2 separate regions of the Homo sapiens genome follow, and region 1 is linked to region 2. The links are chromatin loops, found by intact Hi-C in ENCODE. Cell type or tissue: PC-3. All regions are shown on one strand. Links, peaks and the distances in the headings refer to the core of each region. The heading gives the core; the rest is flanking DNA.

Region 1 (16,505 bases), core at 4,319-12,318, 300 kb after region 2:
CATGAACAAAAATCTTGATTCCAAAACCTATGCTTGTAAAAACCTGTTACAGCAGGGGTTGCAAGCTCATGTTTATAGGGATCAGAGAGGCAACGTAAACAAGTGAAATGTTCTGCTGGGAATTGTGTGGCAAACAGGAAGGCACATGTCCTATATAGAGAGGTAGGTGCTTACTAAGTTCCAGCAGAAGTACAAGGTTGGTATTGTAAAGTTTTCTGATTGAAAGACCTGTAGTTTTTTAAATGTTGGCAGTTAAATTTAAAATGTTAAAACTCTGCAGAACAAGCAAAACATGTCTGCAAGCCAGCAGACATGAAACAGAGTTTGTGACCTCTGTACTGAGAGATACACTGTGTTTTCTAATCTTTGCAGCAGCTATTTAGCCTTGAATAGTAGAATCTGCAGTCTTGGGAGCCTTGGTTTGCCTTTCATCGGATGCTTCCCGTATACAAATAGCAGACCTCAGCATTTTTTTTTCAGAGCCGAACCACCTATTGGATCTTCCACTAAGTAACTGATCAAAAGGATATTTATTGTTATCAGCTTATTTTAGAAGTGTGATGACACGAATTACTATACTAAACCAGTTTAAATTACCATCATCCCAGTTCCTCCATGGCGTTTTTAATTACCTGTCCTTAAAGGGTTAGCTTTATGGATTCATAGAATTCTAGAAATTCCTGATTAGAAGAGGCAGACGTAATCCAGTGCATTTTTTTTACTTGTTGCATGAGTCTCTAAACAATATGATTTAATTTATTGAGCTAATATTTATTGAGTACTTGTATATTTCTAGCAAATGAAAGATGGCTAAGATAGCATCTGTGCTAAAGAAAAGACACGGTTTAGTAATGGGGACATACATGGAAAGTATATGTGAAGTACAGTACTATGTTGTAGCAATTTGGGTCCAGTCAGGAGATAGAAACCACATAATAGGTTAAACAGAGGAAGCTTAATATACATAATTATTAACTATGGTAAGAGTAATTGTAATACAGGATAATTGTATATAATACTGTAGGGCTAAGGGAGAATACCCAAGGAAGGACAAACTTGGAAGAGGTTCAGAACTCACTGGAATAGGTGTGGGTTGGCCCACAGATAACAGAGAAGTATATTGGTTTTGGCCAGGTTGGAGCTGGTCTGGAGTTGCTGGGTAGGCAGTAGGCCACCCTCTGGAGTGCAGGCAGGGATCTGATGATCAGGAACTAGTGGTGTGGGCATGCGTTGGGAAAACAGATGCTGGTAGGGGGCAAGAGCCCTTCAGAGCTCATGGGCCATGTCGGGGCTTGTAGAAGGAGTGACAGCTCAATATATGACCCTCGAGGCAGCTTACAGATGTAGTCCACGTGCTGTCAGAGCAGCAGGCCTTCTTTACGGGGGTGCCTCAGTCCAGGTACTGGCACAGGCAGGATGCCTTCAGAGTGTACAGCTATGTAGGAACTCCAGCTCCTAAGTTGAGAGGGCTGTGGTGATATTAACAAATTTGTGTGTGTGTGTGTGTGTGTGTGTGTGTGTGTGTGTGTGTGTGTGTGTATTTTAATATACAATGTAATGGTGTCCACCTTTGGAAGTTCTGCATAACTTGATGAACTCTTATTTCTCAAAGACCAATAATGTAATGAGCAGACTGTAGAAGCTTATTTCATTCAAATCTTGCTCTGTTGCCCAGGCTGGAGTGCAGTGGCTCAATCTCGGCTCACTGCAACCTCCATCTCTTAGGTTCAAGCGATTCTCCTGCCTCAACCTCCCGAGTAGCTGGGATTACAGGCGCCCACCACCACACCTGGCTAATTTTTTGTATTTTTAGTAGTGATGGGATTTCACCATGTTGGCCAGGCTGGTCTCGAACTCCTGACCTCAGATGATCCACCCACCTCGGCCTCCCAAAGTGCTGGGATTACAGGTGTGAGCCACCGTGCTCAGCCTTCATTCACTTTTGAGAAACTTTTTGCCAAATGTACACATTTGAATAACCATAGTTTGTCAGTTCCTTCAAGTGAAAAACTGTTCTTTAAAAAAAAAAAAAGCTTAATTTTAGCTTGCAGCTCAATCATACAAGAGTTTTTCTGCAAGCAACTGATGTACTTTGTTTTCGAGTAGAAATATTGTATAAATATATTTCATTTTTGTCACACAGAATATTAAGACTTGACCTCAGCAGTTGAGATTTAATAAAATTAACAGTTTTTCTGCTTCTTAGGGACATTTTTAAGTGAAACTGGTATTTTGTGTGACAGTAAACAATACGAGTACTACAGGTTGAGTATCCCTAATCTGAAAATCTGAAATCTGAAACTTTTTGAGCACTGACGCTCAAAGGAAATGCTCATTGGAGCACTCTGGATTTTTTTCTTTTTTCTTTTTTTAAGATGGAGTTTCACTCTAGTCTCCCAGGCTGGAGTGCAATGGCACAATCTTGGCTCACTGCAACCTCTGCCTCTAGTTCAAGCGATTCTCCTGCCTCAGCCTTCCTAGTAGCTGGAACTACAGGTGTGAGCCACTGCGTCCAACAGGGTTTCACCATGTTGGTCAGGCTGGTCTCAAACTCCTGACCTTAGGTGATCCACTCGCCTCAACCTCCCAAAGTGCTAGGATTACAGGAGTGAGCCACCACACCTGGTGGATTTTGGATTTTTGGATTAGGGATACTCAACCTGTAGTACAATTTGGTGCCACTGCTTTGAGTCCTGCTAAGGCATCAGCAGTTTAGGACCACATTTCGAAAATCACAGTATAGGGTTGGGGGACCACCTAGGGAACCTAAGTGAGAGATGATGTACTGGTGGTTGGGACTAGATTTAATGGTGATATTGATAGAAGACAAAAAGATGTAGGAGAGAGGCATTGAGGAAAATGCCTCGATGTTTTGGCATAAACATCTGGAAGGATGGTGGTGCTATTTACTGTGCTAGGGAATGGAAGATGAGGTGATGATAAGGGGAAGGGGCAGAGGGGAAATCACTGAGTTCAAGTTTAGGTACTAGTGAAGTTGGGAACATACCAGTATTAAAGTAAACATGTTCACCTCCTGAATCGGGCATGTGGTTTTGGAGCTTAGAAGACAGACTTGGACTACAGAAAATATTTTGGAATTATTAGTGTAGATGTAGTGATAATTGAAGCCATAGGAGCAGTTGTACTCCCTGGAGGAAGCAGTATAGAGTAAGAAAAAAAGTGAGTCTCAATATGAACTCTGAGGAACTCCTACATTTAGATATCAGATAAAGGAGTAGAGGTTAACAAGGAAGATAGGCCTACCTAGAAGTGTTAAGAACTATAAAGGAGGCTTGGCATGGTGACCCACACCTGTAATCTCAGCACTTTGGGAGGCTGAGGCGGGAGGATCTCTTGAGCCCAGGAGTTCGAGACCAGCCTGGGCAACATAGTGAGACCCCCATTTCAATTTTAAAAAAATGAAAAAGAACTATAAAGGATCTAAAATTTTACCTTCCTTGGAAGTTAACAAATTAGCCTGACGTAGTTTCATGTATGTTGGCAGGAGGCACCCAACTCCTGGATCAGAGACAATGGACAGTTTATTACTCACAGCAAAGCATTATCCTTATTAACAGTATTTATGTTGGTTTCCCAAGCTCTAGTTTCTATAGGGTAATGTTGAAGAAGGCCAGGTAACACCTGCACACACAGGTGTTGTGTTACTTACAGAAAAGGAACTGTGGCTTAGGAAACCCAAGTCTTTTATAATGGGTAGTAAGCATGCCTGCTCTTTGCTCCAGAGCAAGACGCTATCGTGTATTTGAAAACTATTCACTATATAGACATATCTGAAAAAATAGTCTGGAACAAAGGTAGTCATTACCTCTGTTCACAAGTCTTGAAGAAATGTGAGATGGGAGACATGGAAAATTGTCTTCCAACAATATGTTAGAAGGAAAACTGGAGGATGGTGCTGTGGAATCCAGTAGAAAGAGTGTTTCAAAAAGGAGGTAATTATTAGCTCTTTTGAATATTGCTACAAGGCTGTTGGGATTCTAGCTAGACCTGCTTCATTCGTGTTTAAGGACAGAAATAATATTGATTAGGGCTAAGGTGAGTGGAAGGTAGAAAAGTGGGCACTTTTAGAGAATTTGAAGGAAGCAGTACTTTTGTTGTCAACTGGGGCTAGGAGCTGTTTAAATGTTGATGGGAAGAAACCAGTTGAATTGCAAACCAGTTTGCAAAAAAAGGAGAGAGGAAATGATTGATGACTCTTGAGTCCTAAAATGGTTAATGGAAATAGGATGCAAAACTCCTATAGAGAAGTTATCATTTAGTAGGAGGAAGTCCGCAGCTCCCTTAACTGGTGAAAGGGTGAATCCAGAGGCAGCAAGGCTTGTGGGTATAGTAGGAGGAAGTTGAGAGGTAGGAACTGTTAGTTTCTATTTATCAGTGAGGTAGGAAACGGGGCTAGGTCCTCTAGAAGATAAATAGAGATTAAATTTTAAGGAGAGTGGATGAAGATAAGAATTAATTGATGTGGAGTGTGGGAAAATAAGCAGATCAGAGAAACATTAGGATTTCGAATAGTGAGGACCTGATTGAGGTTATAATCATGTGTTTACATTAGTGCCAGTTTCTCTGCGTTGATGTTTTAGGAATTTTTTCCTCATTCTTCCTCCTCAACATAAAACTTAAAACCACAACAAATTACCATTCATACCTGTTAGAATGGGTACTGTATAAAAGACAGACAGTGACAAATGTTGGGGAGGATATGGAGAAATGGGAAACCTCATACACTGCTAGTGGGAATGTAAAATAGTGCAGCCACTTTGGGAAACAATTTGGCAGTTTGTTAAAAAGTTAAACATAAATTTACCACGTAGCCCAGCAATATCATTCCTAAGTATCTATCCAAGAAAAATGAAAACATTTATTACACAAAGATTTTCAAATGATCTTAGCAGCATTATTCATAGCCGAAAATTGAAACCAACTTAAATGTCCTGCAGTGGGTGAATGAATAGGCAAAACTTTGGTATACAATGGAATACTATTTGGCAGTAAAAAGAAATTGACTACAGATACTTGCTACAATGTGGATGAACTGTAAAAAGCAGGCTTAGTGAAAAAAATACAGGCATAAGAAACTTTATTTTATGATTTCATTCATATGAAATGCCCAGGAAAGGCATAGAGTAGATTGGTGGTTTCTTGGGTTAGAGAGGAGGGGGAGAGGGATTAACAGTAAATAGGCATGAGAGATCTGTTGGGATGATGAAAATGTTCTAAAACTGATTTATGATGTTGATTGTACAACTTGGTAAACTTACGTTACAAAAATCGCTAAATCATACACTTGGAAAGGATGAATTATAAGATATATACAATATGCCTTAATAAACTTAGGACTTGTTTTATTATTTATTTAGAGACAGGGTCTTACTCTGTCGCCCAGGCTGGAGTGCAGTGGCATGATCACGGCTCACTGCAGCCTTGACCTCCTGGGCTCAAGGGAGCCTCCCGCTTCAGCCTCGTTAGTAGTTAGGATCACAGGTGCACACCACTGTGCCTGATGAATTTTTTATTTTCTTGTAGAGATGATCTTGTTATGTTGCCCAGGTTGTCCGAATTCCTAGGGTCAAGTGATCCTCTTACCTTGGCCTCTCAAAGTGCTGGGATTACAGGCATGAGCCACTGTGCCCAGCCAGTAAAGTTAGTTTTAAAAAAGAGAGAATAGTTCTTAAGCAGGGAGGTGATGTGGAGTGGACCAGCTGCGGGGACGGGGTGAAAAAAGAACAGGATTGGTGTTTTCTTGGGCAAATGGGGTAAAAGAACAAAGAGGAAATAAATGTAGGGTTTGGGGAAGTGAGAGATTGAACCACATTGACCCTAACTGCCTAAGTAAGGAAAGCGTGGATAGGCTGGTGCCAACGAGTAAGGAGAAAGTCCCCACAGTATTGAAGAACAGATGTGGTAAGAGTGGGGATCAGAGAGGTTCTGAAGTTTAGGAAGCTTGCAAGATGGTATAGTTGGAGCACAAGAGCGTATGTAGAGGTGAGATGGGGAGAGTAGGGAGGAAGAAAGGAAATAAATGGGCCTTCCTGAACTTTATACCTGTTTGAAAGTGGGGACGTAGAATTAATATTGTTGAAAAAGCAAACCAAGGCTGGACATAGTGTCTCCTGCCTTTAATCCCAGCACTTTGGAAGGCCAAGGCTGGAGGATTGCTCGAGGCCAGAAGTTGGGAGACCATCCTGGGCAACATAGGAAAATCCCATCTCTATTGAAAAAAAAAAGAAAAAAAGAAAAAAACCAGAGCATATGTCCATTTTTCACATCTGCTAATTTACTCTCTATTGTTGTAACTCTTCTACTGGAATATCTACCTGTAGGTTTAATTTAAGGGTTAAATGGAATAATTTATATAAAGCACCTCTGCATCTGCCCCTTAGTCCTAAATAAACAACTGCAGATGATATTGTTGGAAAAGTTGAGGAAGAAAAGATATTTGTTATCTATTACTGCATAACAAACCAAAAGCAACAGTAAAGATTTATGACAGTCACAGTTTCTGTAGGTCAGGAATTTGCAGTGGCTTAGTCGATAGTCCTGGCCCAAGGCCTCACTCACATGGCTGACAGGCTGGCGCTCCCTGATGATGGAGAGGCTTCAGTTCTTTTCCATAAGGGCCTCTCCTCAGTGCTGCTCAATAGTCTCATAATAGGCTGCTGGCTTTTCACCGAGTAATCTAAGAGAGGAAGGTTGAAGCCAAAAGACTTTTATAGCCTAGCTTTGGAAGGCTCACACTGTCATCTCTGCCATACTCTAAATAGAGTCAGACAAGCAGAACTGATTTCAATACAGATTATATGAGAGCATGACTATCAGAAGGCAAGTATTATTGGTATCATCTTGGAGATTGGCTACCACAGGGAGAAATAAGAAATTTTGTTTTTGTTTTGAGAGACAGTGGTATTTTTATTCATTTGCATCTTCCCTGGCAGTAGGTCTCTAGTCATTACTTTTACAAATTTAGACAAATTTGAGATAGTTGGTGCTTCTTCATGACAAAATGTTGAGTTAACATTTGTGGGACCAGGTGTGGTGGCTGGCTTATGCCTGTAATCCCAGTACTTTGGGAGGCCAAGGTGGGAGGATTGCTTGAGCCCAGGAGTTCGAGAACTCCCTGGGCAACATGGCGAAACCCTATTGCTACAAAAAAAAATTACGAGAATCAGCTGGGCATAGTGGTATACGCCTGTAGCTCAGCTACTCTGGAGGCTGAGGTGGGAGGATTGCCCGAGCCCAGGAGGTCAAGGGTGTAGTGAGCCATGATCGTGCCACTGCACTCTAGCTTGGGTGACAGAGCAAGTCCTTATCTCAAAAAAAAAAAAAAATACATTTGTGATTAGTGTTTTCTCGTAGCACTCTTATTTGATAATTGCTTTTTAATTTTTAAATAAGAATTTTTTAATACCCTACTTGTTAAATTATAACTAAAACAGTAGCCTTTTGCCCTGTCCCCAATTTCTACTCCCCAGAGAATACTATTTTCAATTCTCTTGACTGTTTCTTCAGGTAATTTCCTCCATGTTGTTAAATTGCCCTTCTTATACTACTCTTTCTTGATTTTCCGATTTTAGACTTTAGTAGTTTTATACTGTGAAAATGGTAATTTGGCACTTCTTCTGTATATTTATGCAACTCATAATTTTTGGTGGAATCAATGTTGAGCATTTATGTTATGACTATAAATGTTCTTAGCCAATCCTTGTAGTAATGATGATTGTATCTCATCTCTCATATAACTTTGTATTTTTCCTGGGATTAATGGATTGCCTTTTTTTGTTTGCTTAGTACTCTATGTCCTTATGAATAAATCATCTCTGAACTCTCCAAAAGAACTAAATTCCTCCTCCTGGTATAATCATGTAATCTATTGGTTATTTTTTTTTCTTCTGTTGATGACATGCTATCTGGACTTCATCTTCTGGTCCATCTGGGACTGACTGCATTGTAGCTTGCACAGCCGTTGTTGTAGAAGAGTCTGCTCTCTCTTTGTTTTGGAGACTCTCCAAGATTTAGTGGTTTTCTGTTTTTTGTTTACTCTCTGATTTTATAGAGCATGTCCTCTACTAGATTCCTAAGAAAGGATGCCTGAGAAATACATTTTTGAGACCTTGCTTGATTAATTGATAGTTTTCCTGTGTGTAAATTTCTTGGTTGGAAATTATTTTCATTTGGAATTTTGAAGGCATTTTTCCATTGTCTGCTAGCTTTTAACACTCCTCATAAGAAATCTCAGGCAATCCTGATTTCCTAAACTTTGTTTCTGCTTGCCTTTCCCCCATGTAGACATTTTAAGTTTCAGCTGTCTCTCCTCTGTTCTGCTCAGTCCATTACCAGTCATCCATCTAGTAATACTTTGTTTTTCAAAATTTTTTTGGCTTTGCCTCACCCTGTCACTTTTTTTCTAGTGGGTTTATAACTTTTATAAACAAAAAATATTCCTGAGATTGTTTTTCCATAATAATTATCTAAATAAAAGGTTAATCTTGTATATAATTTCTGTGATAATATTTTCCTTCTCATTATCTCCAAATGTTCTATTAAAAAATTTTTCCCCTGTAATTCCCCTTGGTTTGGGGAATTTTTATGTTTCTGATTGAAGTAAGGATGGAAACTAATATTGGTTAAGTGCCAACTATTTATTGTAATTTGAGAGCTTTACATGTACCAACTAGATAGACGAGGTAAGGAAGATATTCTTCACATCTCTGTTAGGTAGCTGACAGTCCCATTTTAGTGAGAAAATGTATCAACTTAGTCACTTTCCAAAGGCCATACCTGTAGTAAATACAGGCTTTGAATCTAGTATTTCTGATAACTGTAATCCTTTTTCTACTTTACGTACAACTTTATGGGTCTTTGTGTGTGAAAAATTTCAAACATGAAAGTAGGGAAATACACAACACTAAGAGTGAACCCTAATGTAAACTGTGGGGTTGGGGTGATTGTGATATGCTGATACAGGTTCATCAATTGTAATAAATATACAGCTCTGGTGGGGAATGTTGATAGTGTGGGAGGCTACGTACTTGTGGGAGTAGGGAGTATATGGGAAATCTCTATACCTTCCTCTCAGTTTTGCTGTGAACCTACAACTTCTCTAAAAAAATTAAGCCTCTCATTATGTTGGCCAGGCTAGTCTCAAACTCCTCACCTCAAATGATCCTCCAGCCTCACCTCCCAAAGTGCTAGGATTACAAGCATGAGCCACCGTTCCCAGCTGGTCATCATGCTTTCTCAGAGGTGCCTTCACCACTCACCCCATCTAAGGGTGTTATTTTCTGTCCTGAACCCTACTCACCTCCCTCATAGCACCTGCCACTGTTTCTAAATATTTATTTGTTTACTTGTTTATGGTCTGAATCTCCTAGTAGGCGCCAGCTTCATAAGAGCAGATACCACGTCTCATTTGTTCACCTAGTGCTGGAACATACTAGAAAAGTCAATAAATATATTCGTTTTGTTGTTGTTTTTTGAGACAGGGTCTCACTCCCATTTCCCGGGCTGGAGTGCAGTGGCAAGATCAGCCTTGACTTCCCAGCCTCAGGTGGTTCTCCCATCTCAGCCTCCCAAGGAGCTGGAGCCACACTCTCACACCAGGATACCTGGCTAGTTTTTTGTATTTTTAGTAGAGATGGGGTTTCCACCATGTTGCCCAGGCTAGTCTTGATCTCCTGGACTCAAGCAGTCCCCCCTCCCAAAGTGCGGGGATTACAGGTATGTGCCACCATACCTGGCCAATAAGTATATTCTTAACGGGAAAAAAAAGTAGCGTGAGAATACTTTTGTAACCCACCATGTAATTGTCAGCCATTTATCAGCATTTTGCCAATCTTTTGTTTCATATATTTTACCATATTTTAACCTGTAAATATTCTTCCATATGCATAGCTGTTATATAAAAGGACTTTTAAAAAATCACAGTGCCATTGTTATACCTAACAAAATTAAGTAATCCCTTAATATAATTGGGTTTTTTGTTTGTTTGTTTTGGTTTTTTTGTTTTTTGTTTTTTGAGACAGAGTCTCGCTCTGTTGCCCAGGCTGGAGTGCAGTGGCAAGGTCTCCGCTCGGTGTAGAATCTGCCTCCTGGGTTCAAGCAATTCTTGAGCCTCAGCCTCCTGAATAGCTTGGATTACAGGTGCATGCCACCATGCCAGGCTAATTTTTGTATTTTTAGTAGAGACGGGGTTTCGCCATGTTGGTCAGGCTGGTCTGTAACTCTTGACCTCGAGTGATCCACCCACGTCGGCCTCCCAAAATTTTGCGATTACAGGCGGTGAGCCACCGTGCCTGGCCACTTAATAAAATCTAAAACTGAGTTCGTATTCAGATTTTTCTGGTTATCTCAAAAATACATTTTTACATTTGGTTTGTTGAAACAGTATCCAAATAGGGCCAACACAGTATTTGGTTGTTACGTCTTTTAAGTTTCTTGTAATCTGTAATAGTCTTCCTCTCCTCTTTTTTCGTGCCATTTTTATGTTGAAAAACCTAGGTTCTTTATCCTGTAGAATGTCCCACATTCTAGATTTGGCTGATAGCTTCTTTGGGGTTTCATTTTACTTTCCTACTAACCCCCATGTTTTCAGTTAACTGGAAGTTAGAGCTAGAGGTTTAATTAGATTCAGGTTTATTTTTGCAAGATAGTAAGTGTTCTTATTTTTGCGAGAACACTTCCTAGTTGGAACATGTAGTTTTTTGTTTCATCAGGAGGCAAATAATATCTCTAATATCTTACTTTTGGTGATGCTAAGTGGGTATGAGTGTTACCAGCTTGTAAGCGCGCCATCCACATAAATCCTAATGATTTTAGCACCCATTTGTGACCATTATCTAGATCCATTATTTCATTAGGTGTTGCACATTGGTGATCTTTCAGATTACATCGTTTCTTCCACATTTACTAGCTGTAATTCTTCTATAACAAAGTACTTTTGTCTATTTGGTTACCTGAAAGGAGGAAAGATAATATTAACTATTGATTTTCCCCCTTTATTTGTCAGTTTTCAGAGTAATGAGTTGATGCCCTAGCAACTCTCATTGGTGATCAATGAAAGGTTTTTTAAGAGTCATTATGAACTAAGGGCTACTTATATATTTGATGTATTTTGGTGAATTATAGTTATTACTCATTTTGATGCTCAGATTGACCCGTTAGTGTCCCCATTAGTCTTTGATAACTTCTTTGGTTTCGGACACAAGATATCCAGGCTCATTTTGTACAAATCCTTCTCCAGATTAGAATCAGTCATTTCTCTGAAAAACTGTTCTGTTGTGTGTGTTTAGGAAATAGTTTTTAGAAACAACAAACAGTTGTTAAGGGTTTGTTACTGTTGGGTTGTTATTCTAGGCATTTTCAGTGACAGAGCTAGAAAATACCTAATTTTTAGGAAGAGAAAAATAAATCATGAGTTCGTATCCATGTTTATAATTGAAATGTAAGGACTTAACTTGGCTACTGTGATTTTTTTTTCCAGATTTTAAAAATAAGCTTCATTTTAAAAAAAATTAACGTGCGCTATTGGAAACTGAAAAACACAAGAAATGAGGAACAGAGTCATCCACAATCATAAGCAGTTTGACATGCCCTTCTAGGTCTTGTGTGTGTATATACATAACATCCATTTTTATGTGATTGAGATCATACAGTATGTATCATGCTTTTTCACATATCATGAACATTTATTAGTTCAGAACCCCAAAGCTACCTTCTGCCGTTCAGCTGCCAACCTATTGAATGAGTCCTGATACACCCTACCTAGGTGGTTTAACAGTTCCATGTTCAAGATGCGTCTTTTCCATCAATTATACCAAGATATTTACAAATTGGCTAACTCACTATCTCTGCTTTTTATCATACATTGTCACCTCAGGACATCTATAAAGCTTAGATGTTGCAAAATAAAGATTGAACTTTGTTCACAGTAAACAGATGAGTTACCAAAAATGCACATAGAGACCTATGGTTAAAATCTAAAACCTGTCCTCTGGATATGGAGACACTAGTAAAGAGCCTTACCCTTCACCCCTTTTCCCTCTTCTATCATTTCAGTGACTAAGTACATTACTGCATCTAGCTCTTAGAAGTAGGTTAACAAATACCACTCCCAGAAGACAGGCCTTCCTAAAAAAAAGGATGTTTAAAAACGGATTATTTTACTGCCTCTACTTTTAACATACTTTGAGCCTTAGGAGTTGTTTATCCTTTACACACAACAGTATTAACTAAATTACATATATAGAACAATGGTTAGACAATCTGAACTAATGTAACTCACAGGCACAGAAGTCTTCTCTCTGCATACTTCCTCCTCCTCGCCCCCCTCCACCTCACCCAGTGAGCAGGAAATGCAAACGCTCCTGTGAAATAACAAAAAAATACTTAGTGTTACTTTAGCTCTCATTAGCTACTCTGATTTTATACTTCTGTGCTCTTGAAACCATAGTAACAAAAAGTACTTTTTTGCTTGCTGCTTGTTACACCAGTCACAATCTCTGAATAGCAGCACTAATGACTGAATATAGTTTTCTTTCTTTGTGATACCTTTTTGTACCAAAAAGGTACTCCCAATAAGGAAGTACAGTGGAAATACCGTGTGAGATATATGCTTAGTTTTTTTGTTTATCCTTTCGTTGTTTCTTTTTGTTAAAATATGCATGCTAATATATTTTTAAAATTATATTTCTCATAATACACATTTGATGATCTTATGTTTATTTTAAAATAATATATTATGGATATGTTTTTAAACTCTCTTTCTTACAGGAAAGTTAGCATACTATAAACACTGTTCTGCCCTGCTTTTTCTCTTAATGATATATATTCTGGAGCTCACTGTTTATCAGCATGTAACTCTTCACTCCTTTAAACAGCTGCATGGTAATCCATTGTGTGGATTACAGTGATTTATTCAACTAACCCCATATTAATTCAGTCTTCTCTTTAAATCCTAAGGAAACACTTTTGTGTGGCACAATCTGGTGTGAGAATTTAATATGATTGAAAATTTTAAAATATTGAAATCACTTTCTCAATTGTGTCCTTGAAGTAATTAAGAGTGAATCAAAGTTTTCGTGAAATGAATTTTACTCACTCAGGCATTCCAATTTACTTTTAAACTTTAATCATTTTTGATGGAAAATTTTAAATTTATTACAGACATTTATACAGTTTAATCATTTTCTTTTTGCCATACCAGGGGATGTCTGCATTATTGAATTGAATTCTGATATTCTGTGCTTTTTTTTAGTTTTTCTGTGAATTCCTTGAATATGAAGTATTTGTCATAGTTGCAGTATGATATTCCTAAATTAATGCAGCTCTTGTATGAAGGTTTTTATCTCTGCTTTTTTCAAGGCTTTGAGGTTATGTACAGGAAAGTCAGTTACAAAACACCTGATGTTAACACGAATGGTGTTACACTCTAGTTTGTCAGACTAAAAATGAATTGTTTAAATTGAGAAAACAGTGCATTTTTGTCTTTGTCTAACTTTTTGCTATGGCATTTTAAAAATAATATATAGGTATGACTGTTTGCTTATTAATAGTAATATTTTCTTGAATCAGATGTTCTGCCTTACTCAATACGGGTCTTGTTGGAAGCTGCTGTACGAAATTGTGATGGCTTTTTAATGAAGAAGGAAGATGTTATGAACATTTTAGACTGGAAAACCAAACAAAGCAATGTTGAAGTGCCCTTTTTCCCTGCCCGTGTTCTTCTTCAAGATTTTACGTGAGTAATGGGTTTATTTTTTGTGAATGAACTCTTAGAGTGTGTTTCCTTTTTAAAATACAGACTCTTGGGTAGGTGTGGTTGTTCATACCTCTAATCCCAGTACTTTGGGAGGCCAAGGCAGGAAGATCACTTGAGCCTGGGAGTTTGCAGTCAGTCTGGGCAACATAGTGAGACGCTGTCTGTACAAAAAAATTTTTTTAATTAGCCGAATGTAATGGTGCATGCCTGTAGTCCCAGCTACTCTGGAGGCTGAGGTGGGAGGATTACTTAAGCCCAGGAGGTTGAGGCTGCAGTGAGCTGTGATCACACCACTGCACTCCAGCCTGGGTGACAATGCAAGACCCTGTCTCTAAAAATAAAAAATAAAATAAAAAATCAGACTTCCTAATGGATGGCTCTGTGTTTTTTTGTTTTGTTTTGTTTTTGTTTGTTTTTTTAAGGTTAGTTTATAAACTTAAAAATTTTGCCCTTTCTAAACTGAAGCAATTCATTAAAAATTAGGCACTGTTTTGTACCATTTATTCAAAAACTGCTTTTGTTTAACTACCTTCTTATGATCTCTCAATAGGTTTCTCAAACTTAACATATTGAAAACTTGATTTTATTTTGAGGTAGTCTCACTCTGTCACCTAGGCGAGAGTGCAGTAATGCAGTCATAGTTCACTGCAGCCTCAACCTCCTGGGCTCAAGCGATCCTCCTGCCTCTGCCTCCCAAAGCTCTGGGATTATAGGCATGAGCCACCGTACCCAGCCATCAAAACTTGAGTTTTTGATTGTCTATCTCAACTCACCTATTTCTTTCTAAGTCTTTTCTGTTATAGTAAATGGCACCATACACTCCCATTTGTTTAGGCTTCAAATCTAGGAGTTAGCCTTGATTTTTCTCTTTCTTTAATACCCTCTAACCCAGTCTATCAGCAAGCTCTGTCAGTGCTACCTTTTAAATATATCTTGTGTCCAATTATTTCTTTCCATCTCTATCACTGTCATTGTGGTTCTAGTCCCATTCTCTCTTAACCTGGACTATAACTGCAATAGTCTCTTAACTGGTATCCTTGCTGTCACACTTGCAATCAATAGTCTGTTCTTTACACAGTAGATGGAGTGACTTGGTTACAAATGTTAAGTCGTATTATCCCTCCATATACCAGTTGGCTTCCATCACACTTAAAATCCAGAGCCTTTACCATACTCTGAAAGATTTTGCCTGATCTAGGTGTCCAAGGATTATTTATTGGAAGAGTTAACCTTGAGCTGAGTTTTGAAAGAGGCGTAGAGGTTAGCTGGAACATCCTCTTCACCCACCCACTCAAATCTGGTTTGTGTGCCACAGCTCTTTGTACCCTATGTATGCTGCTATTATGGTACTTACGATACATAGCCGCATAAGAAATAAATGATATTTCTTACACCATTTATTCAGAAACTGCTTTTCTTAACTACCTGCTTATGATTTCCACATAACCAATAGGTTTCTCAAACTTAACATGTTGAAAACTTGATCTTATTTTGAGATACAGTCACACTCTGTCACCTAGGCTGGAGTGTAGTGATGTGATCATAGTTCACTGCAGCATCGACCTCCTGGGCTCAAGCTGTTATTGTATGCAGCTATTATAGTACTTACGATACTATTCTTTAATCATTATCTTCCCTAAAATTTTTTTGAGAGCCAGAACTATGTCTTATTTGGCCTTGTACCATTGGTGTCTAGCACACTGAAGGCATTTGATAAATGCTTGTTGTATAGTTGGCTGGATAGATGGGTGGATGAATGTAAAATGGCAAAAGCTACTGTGGATAGCTTTGGGGCAACACGAAGGCACTAGGGGGAAGGGGCTGGAACTAGGGAAAGGGGAAGGTGCATCAAAAAAATACATGGCAAGAGTTTCACAGGCATTTTCCCTGAAGTTCGCTTATGCCTCAAAAATTATCTCTTATTATTTTTGGCATATTTGCCCAAGTACTTCAGTTCTCAGATAATGTTTAATGTTAATTCTTATTAAACAGGATACTCCTAACTTATAAAGTACATTATGAAAAATGAATGTAAACTAGACAGGGATACTTTTTAAAATATGAAAATGAAAAAGTTTATCATTTATTAAGCATGTATAAAAAACAATTTGGACTATAATTTGACCATTCTTTATTTTTTAGTGGAATACCAGCAATGGTGGATTTTGCTGCTATGAGGGAGGCAGTGAAAACTCTTGGAGGTGATCCTGAGAAAGTCCATCCTGCTTGTCCGACAGATCTTACAGTTGACCATTCTTTACAAATTGACTTCAGTAAATGGTACTTCAATGCAGATATTTATAGACAGCCATGCAAGTTAATTGGCTGGAAATGTGTCATGTAGAGGAAAAGGAATAGAGATAATTTATGGCAGAGAAAAGTATGCTAAATTTAGTATTGGCTAGTATATAAAAGCTAAAACTGGTGAAAAGTTTATGGAGTGGTGGGGTTTTTTTCATGTTCTTGTATTTCTGCTGCCGTTTTTGATAGAAATGAATAAGCCTAGGACCTGCTTTTTGGAGTGAACCTCTGTATTCAGTCTTTGTTTCCTTTTTTGTTTTTTAACCTACTTGTCTTTCAGAAAGAATCGAAAGATGTGAGTCATGAATGTTTTTAATTATTTGGTGATTAAAAACATTGAACTCACTAAAGCTCTATTTTCCTTCCTCTGAAATAAGTTTCTTGTATTTATAAGGCCCCTTTGACCAAGACCAAACTAGAGAAGACATAT
Region 2 (16,505 bases), core at 5,197-13,196:
GGTTTCAGAGCCGGGGCGAGCCCTGGTCAGAGCTGTGCCTGAAGGGGAGGGCAGGTTGGCAGGTGAAGAGGCTGTTGTAAGAGCCTGGGCCTGAGGTGGTCTGGCCCGAAGGAGGGCAGGGGTGACATTGGGGATGGAGGAACTGTGGGAGAACACTTCAGGATGGGACTGCCAGGGCCTGATGAGGGGAAGGGGCCCAATGGAAAGGGGTTGATAAAAGCCCTCCTTCCTGACAAGGCCACAGACTTAGCTGCAGTTTATTATTTAGGTCATAAAAGCTCTTGGGATCACTTCTCTACTGCACTCATCACCTCTCTGGGTGGGTAGGCAGCTCCTCTCTGGATAGAACTCTTCCCAGGGTAGGGTAGCAGAGACCTGGTTTAAACACCTGACCTCCCCTGGCACCCAGCTAGAGGCCTGGCCATCAGCAGGAACTCAGGAGTTTGTGATGGACAGGGAGAGGACAAGGGGAAAGGTGAGTATGGATGTTATTTCTTCAGAGAAGCATTCCCTGACCTCCAGGTTAGGTTTGAATCAGGTTGCCTGATTTTGCCTTGCCATAGCTCCTTGCTCTTTTGCTTCTTGGCGCAACAGTTTTAATGACATGTGTGTGACACTTGATTGAAGCCTGTCTTTCCTACTGGACACTAAGCCCCAGCACTTAAAACAGTGCCTGGTGTCTAGTTGACCCTCAGAAATATTTGTTGAGCTAAATAGACAGATTAGTAGTTGCCTGGGATTGAGGACAGGAGCGGGATTGACTATAAACGGACACAAGGAACATTTTCATATGCTCAAAAACTGGATTGTGGTGATGGTTGTGCAACTGTTTACATTTACTAAAAATCATCAAACTGTACACTTACAGTGAGTAAATGTTACTATATATACATTATACCTCAATAAAGCTGGTAAAAAATAAAATTCGGCCAGTCGCAGTGGCTCACTTTGTGAGCCTGGGGCAAGCAGATCGCTTGAACTCTGGAGTTCCAGACCAGCCTGAGCAACATAGCGAGGCCCCATCTCTACGGAGAAAAAAAAAAAAAAAAAAAAAGAAAAAGAAAAGAAAAAACAAAGTTGGGCTGGGCTTAGTAATTACTTGATCCCAGGAGGTCGAGGCTTTGTAGTGAACCTGTTCGCGCTACTGCACTCCAGCCTGGGCGACAGAGTGAGACCCGGTCTCAAAAAAAAAAAAAAAATCAAAATTTGTGGAATAAGAAAATTATGTGTCTTTCTCCACGGGATTGTAAATTCTATGAGGAGCGCTATATCCCCAAGATCCTAGAACATTAATCAGCACCTAGTAGGTGTGGAACAAACGTCTTACCTTAACAGCGAGTCAATGAACCAGGGAGGGGAGGAAGAAGCTTTCCCGGAGATGCCGGCCCCTCAGTTTCCGGGTTCGCCTGGCGCTCAGCCAGGCCAGTCACAGAGAGACGAGCCCGGCGATTCGCCAGCGGAATGTCCAGGGGCGGGGCAGCGAGCGAGCGCGAAGCAATCCTGAGGCGGTCTAGGGGGCGGGGCGTTCAGGGGGCGTGGCCGTGCAGGGGCGGGCTCCGAGCGTGGGGTGGGCGCTTGCGCACTGCCGCTGCGGCTGTTGCTGCGGAGCCAGGAGGGGAAGCGATGGCTGGGCCCGCGTGGATCTCTAAGGTGAGCGCTGGCAGGCCGGCGTGTGGCAGGCAGGCAGGCCGCGAGGGCTGGCAGGAGAGCCGGTCGCGTGCCGGGTGTGGGCGGGCGCGTGGGCCAGACAGGGAGGCGGTGGCTGCCCGCGGGGACAGCTTGGGAGCCGGTCCTGGTCGCCCGTGCCCCGCGCTCCGTGGCCGGCTCGCAGTGTATGGGCCGCCCCGGGCCGGGTCAGCAGCGCAGAGGCGGGGACGGCGTCAAGGTCAAGGCGGGGGGGCGCCGGCCCTGCTCCTGCCGAGACCCGGCTGCCGTCACCCGCATCCGCCCAGGCCAGAGCCCAGGCTTCGCGCCGAGCCCGGGAAGGTCACGGGAGCCTCTGTCCCGGCTCCGCCATCCGGGCCGCTTCCCCGGCTGCGGCCCTGCTGCGGGACTGATCCCCTCAGCACTGCCCACACCTCTCATCCGCTGTCTGCGCGGCCCTTGGCCGGGGAACCGCAGGTGCCACGGGCACTGGCGTTGAGCTTGGGAGGTTTTCCCAGGTGAGAGAATCCGGGGGCCCTTTTCCCTATCAGATTGTTTTCCCTTTGGCGCTCTTCCCAGTCAGACCTCTAGTGCTCTTGTAGCTATTTCCCCTTCATAGGATAGGGCATCTTACACCTCGGAATTACCGTCTGAACCTTCGGAGAGAGAGACCAGCAGAGCCTTCCTTTTACCTTTCATTGGTGGGAATCCTGCAATCTGGAGCGCTTTAGCTCTCCTTGACAGCTCAGATGCCAGAGCTGGAAAGGGTTTCAGATCATCTATGCAGTTCCGTAGCTTCTCAGTGGAACTAACCTGTGCCTGAAGAAGAATTTGCTCAAGGTCACACAGGAGGTCGGTGTCAGAGCAGGGAGAGGAACCTAGGTGTCTTGGTTCCCATTTCCCAAGGTCACATAGCAAATGATGGTACAGGCCATCAGGCCTCAAGTCTCCTGTTGCTATGAAAGGGTGGTCCCCTAGAAATCTATAAACAATTTAACGTTTTTCTGTAAGTTTGATACTACTTTTCTCCCATTTTTTCGGTTTAAAGAGAGGTCCAGAGATGCACTGTTATTTAAGGAAAAGATCTCTGTACTGGAATTTAGGAGTCTCAGATTTAAATCCTAGCAATGCCACTGATTGGCTGTGTGACCCTAAGCAAATTACTAAACATCTCTAAGCCTTAATATGCCCATCTGTGAATATCTATACTTACATCACAGAATTGTTTGAGTATTAAATAAAATAATGTATGTGAAAGCACTTGGTATGTACAGAAGGAAAACAAAAATCTGAAGCTTTCTTATCAATATGTTTATCTGTCTCCAACAGACAGTGGTTTTCATGGGCATCATTAACTGGTTTTTTTGTTCAATAACTAGATTCTACTTTGTCACCCTCTTCAGACCCAGATTTGCTTGTGATGATAACTCTTATGTCACATTTGCTCCTAAAAGTAAAGCAACTTCTGTGTCACTGTGAAAACTGAACTCAGTCCTTTAATCTCTGAACTTACATTTAACACCCAATTCATCTTTGGTAGGTACATTTGCCTTCACAGTGAGGCACTAAAGCAACACTTGATAATGATTGTGCTGGTAAATCTGTTTTGCCTTTAGTGTGATCTGCATGAAAAAACCCTCATAGTAGGTATTCAGAAAGTGTTGGGTTGTGGAGTCAGAAGATGAGGTTCTCTGACATGCACTCCCTGTGTGACCTTTGGCAGAGTCATTTGACTTCTGGGCCAGCTTCTCACTTTAGGGATTGGAGCAGAAGGTGGCTCAGAGGCTGACCCCAGGATGGTGGAGGTGCTGAGCTGGATGCCGGTTTCAATCAGGACAGTTCCTCTGTTGAGTTTCCATTTCAGGTTGTGGCCAGGCATGGTGGCTCATGCCTGTAATTCTAGCACTTTGGGAGGCCAAAGTGGGCGGATCACTTGAGGTCGGGAGTTCAAGACCAGCCTGGCCAACATGGCGAAACCCCATCTCTACTAAAAATACAAAAATTTGCTGGGCGTGGTGGCGCACGCCTGTAATCCCAGCTACTCGGGAGGCTGAGGCAGGAGAGTCACTTGAACCCAGGAGGTGGAGGCTGCGGTGAGAGGAGATCATGCTCCTACCTGGGTAACAGCAAGACTCTGTCTCAAAAAAAAAAAAGATTTTTTTTTTAAAACCCATCTCAGAACCCATGTACAACACTATTTACATGTTTTTAAGTTAAAAAGGAAATGAGTTGTGGATTAAGATGGCCCACGACCTGAAGTCCAAAGTTCAGGGTTTTGGTCCAGGCTTCATGAACCTGGCCTCAGTTTCCTCATCTGAAAAGTGCCAATAATGCCTATCTCTACAGGTTTTATATAAATAAAATGATGTGAGATATATATATATATATGCATATGAGTATTCTATAAAGTAGAAGTCCTGCCATCTCAGCCTTCCATGAAGCTGGGACTACTGGTGTGTGCCACCATACCTGGCTAACATTTAAAATTTTTTTTGTAGAGGTAGGGTCTCACTCTGTTGTCTAGGCTGATTGGTCAGGTCTTCTGTCACAGAGACATAAGCTAGTTTTGTGTGAATGTCTTTTCCCTCTTTTTTGGGCTGGGAGAGGAGAAAGGACTCATGTCAATTTTTTTTTTTTTTTTTTTTTTTTTTGAGACAGAGTTTTGCTCCTGTTGCCCAGGCTGGAGTGGAATGGTGAGATCTTGGCTCACTGCAACCTCCACCTCCTGGGTTCAAGCGATTCTCCTGCCTGAGCCTCCCAAGTAGCTGGGATTACAGGCACCCACCATCACACCCAGCTGATTTTTGTATTTTTATTAGAGACAGGGTTTCACCATGTTGGCCAGGCTGGTCTTGAACCCTGACCTCAGGTGATCCACCGGCCTCAGCCTCCCAAAGTGCTGGGATTACAAGCGTGAGGCACTGCGCCCGGCCTTTTTTTTTTTTTTTTTTTTGAGATGGAGTTTTGCTCTTGTCACCCAGGCTAGAGTGCAATGGCGCGATCTTGGCTCACCGCAACCTCTGCCTCCTGGGTTCAAGTGATTCTCCTCCCTCAGCCTCCTGAATAGCTGGGATTACAGGCATGTGCCACCACGCCTGGCTAATTTTGTATTTTTAGTAGAGACAGGGTTTCTCCATGTTAGTCAGGCTGGTCTTGAACTCCTGACCTCAGGTGATTTGCCTGCCTCAGCCTCCCAAAGTGCTGGGATTACAGGCGTGAGCCACCGCATCCGGCCTCATGTCACTTTTATGCTCTGCTTGTCACGAAGTAACCTTTAAATGGTGCTTTGGAAAATTTTATTTTACTTAAAGTTCTGGGTCATTGTGATGACTTAGGTGCAGTACTGCTTTATTCTAAGATCATGCAAGAGAGATGACAAACATGGAAAAGACTGGTCCTTAAAGAAGATCATTGCAAGTATTAAGGCTACTTGTTGGCTTGGAAACTCTTCAGATAGAGATGTGACTGAGGCTGGACTCAGTTTTGTTTGATTGTTGTTTTGTTTTTTTTTAAATTATTGAATACCTTCTATGAGCCAGGGACTGTTCTAGACACTAGATACAACAGTGAACAAAACACAAATCCTTACACTCCTGGGTTTACATTGCTGCCCCCAGCATATGCAGGTAGGATGGGTTTACATTTTAAAATCAGTTGTTTGAGTCGGGTCTTTTTCATTCTTTCTTTCTTTTTTTCTTTTTTTTGTCCATTACCTAGGCTGGAGTGCAGTGGCATAATCATAGCTCACAGAAGCCTCAAGCTCCTGGGCTCAAGCAGTCCTGAGCTCAAGCCGACTTAGCCTCCCATGTAGCTGAGACCATTGGTGTGCACCACCATACCTGGCTAATTTTGTAGAGACAGGGTCTCACTTTGTTGCACAGCCTGGTTGGTTGGGTCTTCTGTCACAAGGACATGAGTTTTGTGTGAATGTCTTTTCCTTCTTTTTTGTTCAGGGAGAGGAGAAAGGACACATGTCAATTTTCTTGTCACAAAGTAGCCTTTAAATGGCCTCCCTTCCAATAGCCCACTCGCTGGTGGATGAATCATGCCCTAGGATTAACATTTTGGCCAATGGTTTTGGCATTCTTTTGGATTTGGCCCAGTCTTATTTTCAATGCAGAGTCATGACTATAGATACCAGAAGATTAGAGAATAAAATTCATTCATACCTTTCTTGGCTGTTGGTTGTTACCAATAAATATTTCAGCAAAGGTTCAGACCCCAGAAAAAAACATCAAGATAGGATATAACAAATGTGTCTTTGCTCATGTATCTAGCAGGAGAAAAAGTTACTTTTTAAAAAATTTAATGCAGCCGGGTGTGGTGGCTCATGCCTGTAATCCCAGCACTTTGGGTGTCCAAGGCAGGTGGATCACCTGAGGTCAGGAGTTTGAGACCAGCCGGGCCAACATGGAGAAACCCTGTCTCTACTAAAAATACAACAAGATTAGCCGGGCATGGTGGTGCATCCCTGTAATCCCAGCTACTTTCAGGAGGCTGAGGCAAACCCAGGAGGTGGTGGTTGCAGTGAGCCGAGATTGCACCATTGCACTCCAGCCTGGGCAACAAGAGTGAAACTCTGTCTCAAAAAAAAAAAAATTTAATGCATTTTAATACCTTTGGTCTATGTACCCAGTTTCTTTTTTTATATTGTTTATAATAATGTAGTATGACTTTGTACCAGTTCTCAAGGACTAAGTTATTAAAGTTTATAATAAACCTTTAAAATTTATATTTCTGGCATATGATGTTAATTGGAGAGAGAAAAAAAAAAAAAAACACGTACCAGTGGTAATATCTTGGTGTGGTGGGATTACTGGGTAACTTTTATTTTATATTTTGTATCTTTTCCTAGTCCCAGCAAACTGACAGTAATGACCACATTACCTATATTATCAGAAGAAGCAGTAATTTATTTAAAATCTTTATTCTGTATGGCATGGGCATCAGATGGTATTAAATAAACTTTCTTAGATTTTACTATAAAGTGTAATTTCTTAATATTCACAGAATAGATATAATGTATAATTGAAGGAGCACTGGACCAGGAGTCAGAAGACCTGTATGTGGGTTTCCATTTTGCCAATTATTCGCTGTGTGACCTTAGGCAAATGCTTTTCTTTGGGACCAGCATCTCCGCTTATGAAATAAGCAAGTTGCCAGGTGTCGTGGTGCACACCTGTAATCCCACCTACTCAGGAGGCTGAGGCAAGAGGGTCACTTGAGCCCAGGAGTTGGAGACTGCAGTGAGTTATGATTGTGCCTTTGAATAGTCACTGCACTCCATCCTGGGCAACCTAGGGAGACCCCATCTCAAAAAGCCTAAAACAACAACAAGAAATAAGTGAGTTGTGCTCTGGATTTCATGAGGAACATCCTGGCTCTAAAATTAATGGTAATTTTCTTAGAATATATGTTACCCCTAAATTGACCGAATGGTCAAGAATGTTGGCACAAAATGATCCACTCATCTGAGAAGAATCTGTATGTTGAGCTGAAAAAGTAGTTTTATTCTACCTTCAACATCTTTTATTTGACAACTTATATTCGTTAAATTGACTTTGAAAATATACAGTACTCAATCTAAAGTAAAAATCTGAGTATTTAGGCTTTCAAATCTGAGATAGCTTGCCACATTGAGCTAATACATGAGATTTGTATTCCTGGGAAGCTACTGAATATATCTGTGCCAAGTTGCAGCATTACCATCCATCAGGACTTCCTCGCTCTTGTTTACTGTATGTGGTTTAATTCTGTGTGTGATATTTCTCTGTTGATATTAATATAGGTCTCTCGGCTGCTGGGGGCATTCCACAACCCAAAACAGGTGACCAGAGGTTTTACTGGTGGTGTGAGTATAATTATGTCTTTTATTTTTTCCTTTTAGAAGTTTCTCAAGAAAGATGCTCTAACATATTTATTATATAGCATTTTATCTCCATTCATTTAGAATTTGGGAAAATTGGCCATATTTATAATGTATGTTGAAATTACTGGCTGACATGCACAAATCTGTTAGGTTACTTGCGCATTTGAAAGAATTATCTTACAGCTGGCTATGTAAGTTTGTCACATTAATATCTTGAGGGAGCCTTGTTAAAAATAGAAAGTACCCTTGAGCCTGTTATTTTATTTCACAATCTCATTTTGGTGAGACAGCTTTTTTCAAAACTAGTACAAGTTGAGAGAAAATTGTTGAGAAGCTTCAAAACCTGCTTTGCATTTTTATTTTATGGGCTTCCCTAAACCCAGTAGATTGAGTGCCAATTAGGAATGCCTCGAACATCTATAAGCCTTGTAGGCTTATACTTGCCTTATATAGGCTTTGTAGACTATCACAGTAGTAGATCATCTATTGTTCATTAAATCTGCTGCTTTTAGAATTCCCAGCATCAGAATTCTGTGCTTTAAAAGCTGATACCACATTTTTGGAACATTCTAAGACTGTGGGTCAGTGACTTCCTATTTGTTTTGATCCCCGCCCCGCCTTTTATGGAATCTGATTTGGATTTCATAATTCCTATACTCCCATATAACATCTATGCCGTGAAAGATTTATAAGACCATAGTACATTTTTTCCTCCATTTACTTTCTGTATTGTGGAAGAAAAGCAGATTTTCTGGTGACTGGATGACATTTATTATTACATGTTGGGAGAACAGGAAGAAGTAGCCAAAGCGTTCTTTTGGCTCTGCTTATGCCAAAAATGCAGGATGGGGCTTGCACTTCAAGCTCAAGGATAGCCATGCTAGCATTTCAAACGCATTCTGAAAGCTAATAAGATGATCATTGCTCTCTGCTATTATTTAATTTTCAGGCTATTTATTTGAAAAAAAAATTAGCTTGATGGAGGAGGTTATTTTTGAAGAAATAAGAGGATGTATTAATTTTTTTAAAGACTTCTTCAACCCGAGAAAACTGGTATGAGCCTTAGCCCTGGCTAAGACTGAGGTGGGAGATTTGCTTAAGGCCAGGAGTTCGAGGCTGCAGTGAGCTGTGATCACACCTGTGAGTAGCCACTGTGCTCCTGCCTGGCAATGTAGTGAGTCCTCATCTCTAAAAAATAAAAATTGAAAATTAGAAAAATGAAAAAAATAAAAATGTTTCTTCAGTTGTACAGAAACTAATCAGAAATAATTAGTCCACGTATCTGGGCAGACATCATTGGAAGGCAAAGGACCAAGGAAACTTGAATTAGTGACTTTTTAAAAATGCAGTTCAAGCAACTAGAACTGAAAAAAAGCCAAGCCCCTAGGTGGGGTAAAGTCCCAAGATAATAAAATATGTGGTTCCCAAATGGAAAAAGAGGTGCTGATCTTCTCCCTTACATATTTTTATTTCTGCATTTGAAATGCTGGCTTCGTTTTGCCTGAAGCCTTAGAATAAATCATTGCTGTTACATTATAAAAACAATAATTGTCATTCTAAGTGTGACTCAGGCTTTGCAGGTATGATGACATATACTATTCTTTTTGGTTGCAGATCAACTTTGCCAAGCTTATGTAGATTACTCTTAGATTTAAGCAGACAGTTTTATAGAGGAACTAAGAAAAAAATGGAAGCTCTCTTGATAAAAAGTCTGATTTTCCCTGAGTACCAAAACAGACCTCAGTAATATTTTGGAAATGTGTCTGAAAATGTTTTGCAAGACTGAAGAAGTTGCATGAGAAGCTTTCCAGGATCACAATGGAAAGGAAAGGAAAACACTTGCCTTCATGAGAAACCGTCTAAATTTTAGTGAGAGAACATTGTTAATTTTTTGTTGTTGTTGTCTTTGGTTTAAAAGATTTGAATTAATTGGTCTCTTTGCAGCTTGTCTGAAAAGAAATATCAATTAGGAAATCTACTTGGTAGTTTAATTTATTTTCGTTTTATGTAAAGAGTATCATTTGGTTCTTTTTAAAACCTCTGAACTCAGGTAAAGAGTAGGATTGCAGAGTCTCTCCTCTGTTGATTCCTGCCTCCCCTTTGATGACCCCCGGGGAGGTATGTTTGTTTTCTTAACAGCATTTGAATCTTCCTGAGACATCTCATAAAGTGGATTTCTCTGTCAAAATATTCTTTTTTAAGCCTTCAAAAACAAAAATTCTTACTGTCTTCTTTGATGATTTCTTATGTTCAGGTTCAGACAGTAACTTTAATTCCAGGAGATGGTATTGGCCCAGAAATTTCAGCTGCAGTTATGAAGATTTTTGATGCTGCCAAAGTAAGTGGGCTTAAAAAATACATTTAATGATGACTCACTGAAAAGTTTTCTTAGCCAGTTGGATTCTGTGAACTTTTAGGATGCATTGTACCCATTTCTATGAAATTTAGTCAGGTCTGTTGTTAATCTCCACCGATTGTCACTTTAACAGTGTGTGTCTCAGTGTTTGCTACTGCCATTATTTCTTTCTTTCTTTTTTTTTTTTTTTTAAATTTAGAGATGAGGTCTCGCTCTATTCCCAGGCTGGTCTTGAACTCTGGGGCTCAAGCGATCCTCCCACCTTCACCTCCCAAAGTGCTTGGATTATAGGCGTGAGCCACCGCACCTGGCTGGCTGCTCCTGTTGTTGATAGTTTAAACTCCTGCATTGGCATCAGTTATATGTAAAGTAATCAAAGTAGTACTGCAGTATTTGTGGATCTTTAAGTCCTGCTTGGGTTTAAGATCTTTTAAGCCCTGCCAAATCACCCACCTTTTTGCAAAAAATAAAATAAAATAAGACTAGAATTGCTGTTTCCAAAATCTATACAGGCGCTTTTGAAATAATCTCTTTAAAATAAAATTTCTGATGTGTTATCAAGAATGGAATGTTATTACTTCTAACAGCTGAGCCTTTGATACAGGTAGATAATTTAAAAATTCTGTAAGTGGATTCAGCTGTAAGCTGCTTGTGAACAGCACCGTGTCTGTCTGAGCTCGTGTCCTAGGACATGTTCAGTGTGCTAGCTGTATACACATGAAGGATGTAGGTAGAGAGAAAGGGATGCTTGTTTATACCTCCAACTGGTACATTCATAGGTTATGCAATACATACATACATATATATATATATATTTTTTTTTTTTTTTTTTTTTTTTTTTTTTGAGACAGAGTTTTGCTCTTGTTGCCCAGGCTGAAGTGCGATGGAGCAATCTCGGCTCACTGCAACCTCTGCCTCCCGGGTTCAAGCGATTCTCCTGTCTCAGCCTCCCAAGTAGCTGGGATTACAGGCACATGCCACCACGCCTGGCTAATTTTTTTATTTTTAGTAGAGACAGGGTTTCATCATATTGGTCAGGCTGGTCTCGAACTCCTGACCTCAGGTGATCTGCCCACCTTGGCCTCTGCACCGGGCCTGGCCTATATATATATTTTAAACAATGTAATATTGTTTTTTAAAAACAGCTTTATGGAGATATCATTCATCCTTTATTTTTTATTTTTATGTTTCATTTGTTTTGAGACATTGTTTCGCTCTTGTTGCACAGGCTGGAGTGCAATGGCATGATCTTGGCTCACTGCAACCTCCGTCTCCCAGGTTCAAGCTATTCTTCTGCCTCAGCTTCCCGAGCAGCTGGGATTACAGGTGCCTGCCACCACGCCCAGCTGATTTTTGTATTTTTAGTAGAGGCGGGGTTTCACCATGTTGGCTAGGCTGGGCTGGAACTCCTGACCTCAGGTGATCCACCCACCTTGGCTTCCCAAAGTGCAGGGATTACAGGCGTGAGCCACCACACTGGGCCTAATTCATCCTTTTAAAATGTACCTTTCAATCCAGTGGTTTTTAGTACATTCACAGAGTTATGCAACCATCACCACAATCTAATTTTGGACCATTTTCCTCACCGAAAAAGAAACCCCATACCCTATGCAGTCGCTCCCCATTTCGTCTCTCTCCCTCCCTACCCCCTCCTCCTTTTTCTTCCCCCACCCTAGGCAGCCAACCACTCATCTACTTTCTGTATCTGTAGATTTGCCTATTTGGGACATTTCATATAAATAGAATCTTATAATATATGGTCTTTTATGATTGGCTTCTTTCACTTAGCATGATGTTTTTAAGTTTCATCCATGTATCAGTACTATATGATGTTTCTGTGAACCATATTCCTCTGCTACTTATGATATTCTAACTATAGCCACTGTTAAGAGCCCTTGTGAAAAGAAATAAGTGGGCAGGTGGTAGCTGGGAGTGATGACTGGGCACAGATAATGTAGAGAATCCCTCTGGGCCTGCTAGAGAATGACATCTCTTCTTGCATGCCAGGAACCTTCTGGACCTTTACTGTTTTTAGCAGTCACATCCAAAGTTGAAAAAGGGCTGGGCCCGGTAGCTCACGTCTGTAATCCCAGCACTTTGGGAGGCCGAAGTGGGCAGATCACCTGAGGTCAGTAGTTTGAGACCAGCCTGGCCAATATGGTGAGACCCTGTCTCTACAAAAAAAATACAAAAAAATTAGCTGGGTGTGGTGGTGGGCGCCTGTAATCCCAGCTACTCAGGAGGCTGAGGCATGAGAATCGCTGGAACCTGGGAGGCGGAGGTTATAGTGAGCCAAGATTGTGCCGCTGCACTCTAGCCTAGGCGACAGAGCGGGACTCTATCTCAAAAACGAAGTTGAAAAAGTTTGTTCATCATTGCAGTATGAATGCCAGTTTCCTTTAAGTCTCTCCAGCTCACTGTGCTCTGTGATGTGGCATCTAGGCACCTATTCAGTGGGAGGAGCGGAACGTCACTGCCATTCAAGGACCTGGAGGAAAGTGGATGATCCCTTCAGAGGCTAAAGAGTCCATGGATAAGAACAAGATGGGCTTGAAAGGTAGCACTGAAGTAGAGACGGGGGTTTTTACAGATTTCCGCTACAGGGGTTACTTAGTTTTGAAAATTTATGCATTTAAACTGAATAAGGCCTGGCCATCTGTGAAGGTAACGCCATTCTTTTATGAAGTAACTACTCATAGTAAGATGTTTTATTCATTTGGGACATTTTTTTCCCCCAGTAAAAAACATTAAAGTATTACTGGATGATGCCAAATAACAGTATCTCTATTTAATCTTCAACTATATATATCTTTTGCTTAATTTTTACATTTGTATATTTATTTATTTACTTAATTTTTTTGTGACAGAGTCTCGCTCTGTTGCCCAGGCTGGAGTGCAGTGGTGTGATCACAGCTCACTGCAGCCTTGACCTCCTGAGCTCAAGCAGTCCTCCCACCTCAGCCGCCCGAGTGGCTAGGACTACAGGTGTGCCACCATGCCCAACTAATTTTTTAAAAAGTTTTTTGTAGAGATGGGGTCTCACTATGTTTCCCAGGCTGATCTGGAATACCTAAGCTCAAGCAATCCTTCTGCCTCTGCCTCCCAAAGTGCTGGGATTACAGGCCTGACTTAGCCACTGTGCCTGGCCTACATTTTTATTATTATTTTAATTAATACATGTTTAAGGCCATAATTCAAAAATACTAGCATGTGGTAGATTTAAATTCAGCATAGGCTTTATTTTTATATTTTTTGAGAGTCTCGCTCTGTTGCCCAGGCTGGAGTGCAGTGCCGTGATCTCGGCTCACTACAACCTCCGCCTTCTGGATTCAAGCTATTCTCCTGCCTCAGCCTCCTAAGTAGCTGGGATTACAGGCACACACCACAACGCCCAGCTAATTTTTGTATTTTTAGTAGAGACAGGGTTTCCCCATGTTGGCCAGGCTGGTCTTGGACTCCTGACCTCAAGCGATCCGCCTGCCTTGGCCTCCCAAAGTGTTGGGATTACAGGCCTGAGACTGTAGGCCAGAGCAAGCATAGGCTTTAAAGCCACAGACAGAACCAACATTGAATCTCATCTCTGCTACTTACTGGCTAGAAGGCTTGGGCAAATTTTTTATTCTTATTTTTTCTTTTTTCGTCATTTTTAAATGACAGTAACAGAGTTGCTGTTGTACGGGGTGATGATAAGGATTATATCATGTCAAGCACATGATTACAATGCTTGATCCTCAGGAAGTTCTGAAGATAAGAAACGCAGTTAATGTTCCAGAAAGCTCCCGTGAGGAAGTGTTCCTCCTTCATTTGAATCTCAGGTAGAGAGTGAACTAGAGGCAGAACACATTTCACAAGGTAGCCGAGGTGGGTTAGTAGGTCACACGTGAGACCAGAATTCCTTCTAGTGTCATCTGGGTTTTCTTCTGTATAACAGGCCCTTTGAAGACCCCAATAGCAGCCGGTCACCCATCTATGAATTTACTGCTGCGCAAAACATTTGACCTTTACGCGAATGTCCGACCATGTGTCTCTATCGAAGGCTATAAAACCCCTTACACCGATGTAAATATTGTGACCATTCGAGAGAACACAGAAGGAGAATACAGTGGAATTGAGCATGTGGTATGTTCACTCCAGATTCTTTTTTATTCCTGCTTGGACTGCTTTCTGTGCATCTGGGACCCCAGAGACAGATCTGCTTTATCTCTGTGAGGAGTTGTGGGTGTTTGTCTTGGTGCTGGGTGTCTGGCTGACAGTACTCAAACAAATGTAAGGCATGGTGGTTCGCGTCACAAGCTTGGGAATATGCCCTCTGAATTTTGAATCCCCCACTTCACAGGTGCGCTCTTCCGCAGATGACTGTCTCTGCATCTCAGTTTTCTTCATCTGTGCAGTGGGGCTCATAATACTTACCTCTTAGGGCTGGAGTTAACATGAACCCCATTGTCGTAGCAGTGTGTGTGATTAGTCATGCTAGCTGGCACTGTGCAGGCCTGCCACAAATGTTACTGTCTACTCCCCACCCTCTGTCTCCCACTGCGTTGCTGTCACACTCTTTCCAGCAAGGTGGGACTTCCTGTCTTGCAGATTGTTGATGGAGTCGTGCAGAGTATCAAGCTCATCACCGAGGGGGCGAGCAAGCGCATTGCTGAGTTTGCCTTTGAGTATGCCCGGAACAACCACCGGAGCAACGTCACGGCGGTGCACAAAGCCAACATCATGTGAGCTCCTTGCGGGGGCCGGCACCCCATCTTGCTTTGTTGTGGGAGAGCAGTGACAGGGCTTCCCTTTCTCCTCTTCAGCTTGTTCCTTGATTCCTAATATCTTTGAAAAAGAACTTTGTAACAATCCAAAGATACGGCATCTCTCTTCTGTCGGAGTCTCCTCTTTTCTCCTCTGTTTTTTTTTTTTTTTTTTGAGACGGAGTCTCTTTCTGTTGCCCAGGCTGGAGTGCAGTGGCGCGATCTTGGCTCACTGCAACCTCCGCCTCCCGGGTTCCAGCAATTCTCTTGCCTCAGCTTCCCGAGTCACTGGGACTACAGGCACATGCCACCATGACCGGCTAATTTTTGTATTTTCAGTGGAGATGGGGTTTCACCATGTTGGCCAGGCTGGTCTCAAACTCCTGACCTTAAGTGATCCGCTCGCCTTGGGCTCCCAAAGTGCTAGGATTACAGGCATGAGCCTCTGCGCCCGGCCTGGAGTCTCCTGTTTACTGCGCCTCCCTGGGCGAATGACAGGAGCAAATGAGGAGGGGATGGTGATTCAGGTCCTGGAAGCTCAAGGAAGGACTGAGGGTTATCAGGAAAGGAAATTGGAGCCTCGGGGTCCCCAGATGCTGTGGCCATCAGCAGAGGCCACATAGCGTACGTTTTAGAAGTGGAATAGTGGGAGGCTTAAAGTAGTGCTAACAATACCTGATGTGTTACTCCAGCAACTTAAATTCTCATCCAGAGGCTGTTAAAGTCCTCTGAATATATTAACAGTTTTCCTAACCTAAGAAAAGCATTGAACATGCAAAATAGTAAAACTATTTAAATTACTATGTTAACCTTTTAAAGCAATTTTAATAATATTAGTGGGTATTTCTTCATTCTTGTTAGATAACACTATAAAAATATAGTCTTCTCTGTTATGATCAAACTATTTTACATTTTTACTCTTTTATACTTTCAGAAGGATCCTAAAACATTTTCAGCTTATATTTTATTAACTACCTAAGAAATAATTTTATTGTAATTGGGATCAGGTAGCTTGGCTTCTGGAACTTAAATGTCTTGAACTTACTTTACTTCTTTGATTTGATTCTTTTCTTTCTGTAAGACTTTTTTTTCAGCAGTTTTTATTTGATTAAATACAGGCGGATGTCAGATGGGCTTTTTCTACAAAAATGCAGGGAAGTTGCAGAAAGCTGTAAAGATATTAAATTTAATGAGATGTACCTTGATACAGTATGTTTGAATGTAAGTATATATTCACACTTACCTGCTACTTTTTATGGTGAATGGTGTCTGTGTGTTGTGGGGATGCAGATTTTGATTACTAAATGCACAAATGTATTCCTTGTAGATGGTACAAGATCCTTCCCAATTTGATGTTCTTGTTATGCCAAATTTGTATGGAGACATCCTTAGGTGAGTCTGGCTGCAACCTATTTATTTTAGCCTATGATTTACTTATAAACATCCTAAAATAATTATGGCTTAACATTTTCAATTGAGTATTGTGAAATAGAGTATTTGTTGTAACATATGAATTGAATTCTAACAGTTCAGGTTGTGATATGAATGATTACATGTTGGGTGGCTTGTTCCTTCATTGATTTGCCAAATCATTGCTGGGCTCTTTCTCCCTAATCATTATTAGGTCACTCTTCCCAGTTTTTAAATGTTTGATTGATTGATTGATTTTAAGGTTTTGTTATGTATAGCTAGGTAGGTGGGTGGTCATTGTTACTATTTTTTGGTAACTTTTGACATAATTTCAGACTTACAGAAAAGTTGTAAGAATAGTACAAAGAATTCCCTTGTACTCAGCACCCTGATTCCACATTCTCCAGATGTCAGCATTTTATCACATTTACTTTATTACTCCTTCCCACTTTCCCTCCCTTCCTCTTCCTCCTCTCCTTTGTCTGTG

What was found. Peaks named below come from ENCODE experiments on the same cell type or tissue, not always from the same donor. Only the 100,000 strongest peaks of a DNase experiment are listed, where the experiment ranks them.
Region 1: a loop joins it to region 2, with 9 times the contacts of the local background. A loop is called at or near these places in 1 of 110 quality-filtered maps.

Annotation. Positions count from the first base shown.
Region 1 is chr15:78,449,335-78,465,839 of GRCh38, forward strand. IREB2 (iron responsive element binding protein 2) reads left to right here. Exons shown (of 22, transcript NM_004136.4): 3 at 13,588-13,753; 4 at 15,917-16,054. Among named protein-coding and RNA genes, the nearest start is that of IREB2, 19 kb to the left of the region's middle. In PC-3, for the core only: no CTCF peak of the experiment used is centred there; a DNase peak (open chromatin) is centred at 8,007; H3K27ac peaks cover 450 bases.
Region 2 is chr15:78,147,781-78,164,285 of GRCh38, forward strand. IDH3A (isocitrate dehydrogenase (NAD(+)) 3 catalytic subunit alpha) reads left to right here and starts at 1,582. Exons shown (of 11, transcript NM_005530.3): 1 at 1,582-1,650; 2 at 7,433-7,495; 3 at 9,768-9,851; 4 at 12,312-12,426; 5 at 13,801-13,988; 6 at 14,454-14,587; 7 at 15,727-15,829; 8 at 15,936-16,000. The coding sequence starts at 1,624. It overlaps LOC124903534 (a long non-coding RNA gene), which reads right to left and starts at 1,439. Exons shown (of 2, transcript XR_007064725.1): 1 at 1,328-1,439. RefSeq lists a silencer at 1,542-2,121. In PC-3, for the core only: no CTCF peak of the experiment used is centred there; no DNase peak of the experiment used is centred there.